Linked DNA regions of Mus musculus: region 1 is linked to region 2. Evidence: chromatin loops called from intact Hi-C (ENCODE). Cell type or tissue: left cerebral cortex. All regions are shown on one strand. Region 1 overlaps Pnpla1 (patatin-like phospholipase domain containing 1). Region 2 overlaps Brpf3 (bromodomain and PHD finger containing, 3).

Evidence for each region. Peaks named below come from ENCODE experiments on the same cell type or tissue, not always from the same donor. Only the 100,000 strongest peaks of a DNase experiment are listed, where the experiment ranks them.
Region 1: a loop joins it to region 2, with 2.5 times the contacts of the local background. A loop is called at or near these places in 5 of 42 quality-filtered maps.

The regions. Positions count from the first base shown.
Region 1 is chr17:28,878,613-28,881,112 of GRCm38, forward strand. Pnpla1 (patatin-like phospholipase domain containing 1) reads left to right here. Exons shown (of 10, transcript NM_001034885.3): 5 at 824-884; 6 at 2,324-2,500. Among named protein-coding and RNA genes, the nearest start is that of Pnpla1, 21 kb to the left of the region's middle. In left cerebral cortex, a CTCF peak has its summit at 1,408 (motif pointing right); DNase peaks (open chromatin) are centred at 594 and 1,416; H3K27ac peaks cover 331 bases.
Region 2 is chr17:28,826,902-28,829,401 of GRCm38, forward strand. Brpf3 (bromodomain and PHD finger containing, 3) reads left to right here. Exons shown (of 13, transcript NM_001081315.1): 10 at 1,443-1,540. Among named protein-coding and RNA genes, the nearest start is that of Gm35883, 4.7 kb to the left of the region's middle. In left cerebral cortex, a CTCF peak has its summit at 1,031; DNase peaks (open chromatin) are centred at 231 and 1,113; H3K27ac peaks cover 1,548 bases.

The DNA.
Region 1 (2,500 bases), 52 kb after region 2:
ATGGACCCCTCCTCTTGTGCCTCTCCCCTCAGAGGGCCCATGGTTTTGCCATGTTTAAAGGATTGCTAAAAACAATCAGGGCTAAAAATGTTGCTCAGTTGGTAGAATGCTTGCCTAGCACACATGAAGCCCTGGGTTCGATTCCCCAGCACCACACAAACTGAAGACAGTCGAGTACTGTAATCCCAGTACTGGGGAGGTAGAGGCAGGAGGTTCAGGAGTTCAAGGTCATCCTTAGCTCCACAGGGAGTTTGAGGTTAGCCTGGGCTACATGCCATCCTATGTCCAAACAAAATCACACAGCAGAATAAGTGGTCAGCAAAGACTTAAATGTTTCCAGTTTGCCCCCCCCTCAAAAAAAGCTCTGTGGACATAGCTCTCACACACCCATCCCCATGACATCTGCAAAGACACTGTCACTGTCCCCATTTGACAGATGAAGAAAGTGAGGCTGTGGGTAGTTACAGCTACACAGCCAATGAAGAGTAGTGCTGGGGTTTGAACTGAAACACCAAGCTCTGTACTTAGGACCCAGATGTGTGGTCTCTGATTCCCCAGAAACTCCCACCAACTCCCACAGTGGAGGCTGGTGATACTCTGGGAACAGGTGACTGGCACGCTGACACGCCCACCCGTACTGTGTTAGCAATTGCTTCCCAGCTCTCCTGGGCAGATTGTGGGGGATAGGAGGTATAGCCCAGGGCTTGCTGATATGGTTCTGGGAAGAGAGGATATGGGGAGTGTCTATTTATAGTGTCTATGGTGGGACGCTGGCTCTCTTGGTGGCTACAGCATCCATTTATATTCCTCTGTTACCATTTAGATTCTGCAGGAATATTACTATCGGGGATACAATGATGCTGTCTCATACCTGCGGAGACTGAGTGAGTACCTGGAGCCTAGGGGCGGGGCAAGGAGTGTGGCAGGGGTGGGTAGAGGACAGTGTCCCAAAGCTGTAGCCAAGAAAGCTGGACAGAAGGACAGAGACCTAGCAGCCCACACTGCCCAAGACCGTGAAAAAAAGTATATATAAAATATGTTTTAGTCTTTTGAGACAGGGTTTCTCTGTGTAGCCCTGGCTGTCCTAGAACTCACTTTGTAGACCAGGCTGGCCTTGAACTCAGAAATCCACCTGCCTCTGCCTCCCAAGTGCTGGGATTAAAGGCGTGTGCCACCACCTCCTGGCTTGTTTTTGTTTTTCGAGACAAGGTGAGGAACTTGAGGTTGGGAAGATGTTATAATTTGATACGTAAATTTTGGAGGCGACTCTGTTTCCCCAGACAGGCACATACACACACACCCTCTGCATCTGGGACACCGCTTAACTACACCCTCGGGTTCCTGTCTCAATGCAAAGGAAGCCCAGGTTCTTCCCGGGCTCCTTGTGATGCTCGCGTCGTCCGCCAGGTGGCGCCAGCTCGTTGGCGCCAGCTCACGTGCAGGAGTCCCTCCCTCCCGCCAGGCTTCTTGGATTTTTCTACTGGCACAGGTTCAGGAGCTACTGGTACCCAAAGCCATACTATCGGTCCCACCTGCCACTTGAAAGCAGTCAGAATGCTCTCTGCTTGGTTGAGGGGGGAGGGGAGGCACTCATCACACACAGGATGAAGCCGCCCTGGACCCCTCAATCTCATCCTCATCCCGTCTCTCCTCCCTCTCTTGCAAAAGCTCTCATACACCCAGCTACTCCTACAGCTAGGAAGCCGTTAGCCCCACCTGCCTCCCTGGCGTGGGAAAGGGGAGGCTGACCGATGCCAGTCTGCTCCCAGCTGTGCCCAGCAGGCCTCGCCCGCACTCTTTCCGACAAGGTCCTCCCATACATGCATAATCTATCATCTGGGTCTTTCTTCAGAGGCTGGGACCGGGACTCGATTAGAGTACTTACCTAGCATGCATGAAGACCTGTGTTTAATTTCCAGCACTTCATAAACCTAGCAGGGTAGTGCATGAGGTAATCCCAGCACTGGGAATGTGGGGGAGGGGTGGGATCAGGAGGAATAGAAGTTCAAGGTCATCCTTGGCTATGTAGTAAATTTAAGGCCAGGCTAGCCTGGGCTACATAAGATCTTGTCTGAAAAACAAACAAACAAACAAAAAAACGGAGCTCCTGGAGCTCCTTTATGGTCCCCCCCAACCTTCGCCAACACCCCTCACCCCTACGATCTGATCTCTGTCCTTACAATCTTCTTGCCTAGCTCCCAAGTTCTGGGGCCACGCTGTGCCCATCATGTATCATATTTATGTAGATTTTGCAGACACACCCATACTACACTATGTGCACATCAGATCTGATGCGCTGCTGTGTGTGGCTTGTTTCTCTTAGATGCAGCGTACCTTGACTCTCCCAGCAAGAGAGTGATTTTCCCGAGGGTTGAAGTATACTGCCAGATAGAGGTCGCCCTTGGCCATGAGCCCCCACCTCCGAGTCTGCAGAACCTGCCAGCCCTGAGGAGAAGCCCAGCAGACTCCTCACAAACCCATGCACAGGGGTCTCCCAAAA
Region 2 (2,500 bases):
GTTCCACACTCTAGCTATTCCCAGCCCTTGCTGCATCTTGGATTTTCTGTAAAAATTTGACTCATCTTTTAACCACTTCTTCTAGTTGAGAAATTACAGATCAGTGATATTATTTATTTTTGAGACCATCTTACTTTGTAGCTCAGCCACTGCTCTAGCCTCAAGAATCAGAGATCCCTCTGCCTCTGCCTTCCTGCTACTGCTATTAAAAAGTGTGTGCCCATGCCCAGCAGCAGTAGTCAGCAATCGTAGTTCTTAAAGTTTGATGAGTATGGGCGTTCCTAGCCACATCATTTGTTGCCCAGAAACCCGCAGCTCTGAATGTGTGTTAAAACTGCATGAGGAACTATTTTAATGCTAGCGTTCCTGCGGTCTCAGTCCAGCTCTTCCTGCCTTTGTATAATATTCCCTTCCCTCTCTCCCTCTTTCCCTTCCTCTCTCTTTCTTTCTTTCTTCCTTTCTTTATTTCTTTTTCTTTTTTTCGAGGCAGGGTTTCTCTGTGTATCCCTGGCTGTCCTGGAACTTGCTCTGTAGACCAGGCTGGCCTCGAACTCAGAGATCTGACTACTTCTGCTTCTCAAATGCTGGGATTACAGGCATATGCCACCATGCCCAGCACTTCCCCTTTGCATTTGCATGTGTGTTCACCTGTGTCACCATGCTTGTGGAGGTCAGAGGACAACCTGTAGGAGTTAGTCCCCTCCTACCATGTGTGTCTAAGGATCAGACTCACTGCTGATATCAGGTGCCGTTATCCACTGACCCACCTCATCCTCTGGACTTTACCTCTTTGCAGTAGGTTTGTTTACAGAAAGAAGCTCGTTTCCTTTTTAGTTGGGGGGAAACTCTATGCCTACCCAAGAAAACCTTCACTCACAAACCATTGGGAAGTGAGAAGTAGATCTATTTTTCAATTTAGAAATGTCTTTGCTAATTCTGGAAAGATGTGCCTGTTATAGAACATTTGGAAAAGAGGCAGATTTTCAGATCTCAAAAATAAATTGGCTCCTCAAGAAATGTGAAGCACAGAGTGCAGATTCCTGCAGAGGTGAGAGGGCCTCCTGGTGGCAGCCTGTCCTGAGAGGCTGAGGGGACTGGGTGACTGACCCTCCCCGTGTTGCTGTTGTTCTTGCTGGGCTCATGGTGTAGATCTGTGATTAGAGGGTATGCGACACCACGCCCGGCCCCATGGCCTTCTCTCTGGATGAAACCATCCTCTGCGGCCTGGCAGCAATCCCTCCACAAGGATGGACTGGTTTCTGGTAGGAACTCGCAGGTCACATGCGCCATGGGTTAATATCATGTAGGCCTGCAAAGGAAATGGAGATGCCTTTGTCTCTGCCTTTGTGCTTTCGTAGCTCCGTGTCTGTTAGACATGGAAAAGCAAGAGTGGGTTGGTTCCAACTAAAAACTGCTCACTTCACCCTCTACTCTGTGTGCAGTGGCCTGACGCCTCCCAAACGCAGCCGTGGGAAGCCAGCCCTGTCTCGTGTGCCCTTCCTGGAAGGTGTGAATGGAGACTCTGACCACAGTGGCTCAGGTGAGACTATCGAGGCAGAGCTGGGGAAGACATGTTCCAAGGAGCAAGCCGTCCAAGCTGCTCGCATCTTTAGCTTGTGTTGTATTTTGAGTTTATGTTGCTGTGATCGTGATCATGGTAAAAGCAAACCTGAGGGGAAGGGGTTCTCTTCACTTAGAGCCTGCAGTCCATCCACTGTGAAGCAGAGCCGTGGAGGAACGCTGCTTACTGGCTTGCTCCCCGTGGCTTGCTCGGGTTCTTTCTTATATGGTCCTGGACCACCAGCCCGGGGATCTCATCAGCCACAATGGGCTGCGTCCTGCCCTCCCTTATCAGTCTTCTGTTAAAAAGATGCCCACTGACTTGCCATAGGCCAGTGATGGAAGCATTTACTCAATCAATAGTCCCAGAGGACCCGTGTCTAGGTTGATAAAAACTAAATCAAAGCAAAAACACTAGCCAGCACAGTTTGAATAGTTAACATGTGCCCATGGAGGCCGAAAATCCAGAAGCTCTAATGGAAGCCAGCATTCCCCACTGGAACATTGGCTGCTAACTGTGTGGTTGTTTTTTCAGAATTACTTAATGGATATTCAACCTGAAACCTGTGTGTGTGTTTGAGAGAAGTATAGAGGGCCCCCATTCCTTTCTTCTAGGTCATGGTAGACCCTGGAAATCCTTTGCTTTCACCAGCCTGCCCAGCGGCCCTCTGTGTGGGAGGACTTTTCATTGGTTTCACTGAAGCCCTCCACAGGAGAGATTTCAAGTGTCTTCCTTGGTGCTGTGATGAGTATCTGCTTGCACAGGTCGTCCCACCCATGCAGTGTTAGGTTGCAGGAAGCGTGTGTTTGTAGCTCTAGCTGTTGTTGCTTCGCTTTGCTCTCTAGCGTCTCAGTGGTAATGTGTCACTGATAACCTGGCTCTGTCGAGAATGTCTGTTTCGCCTGATAGAAAAGCAGGCAAGGCAGGGCCGCAGGAGGC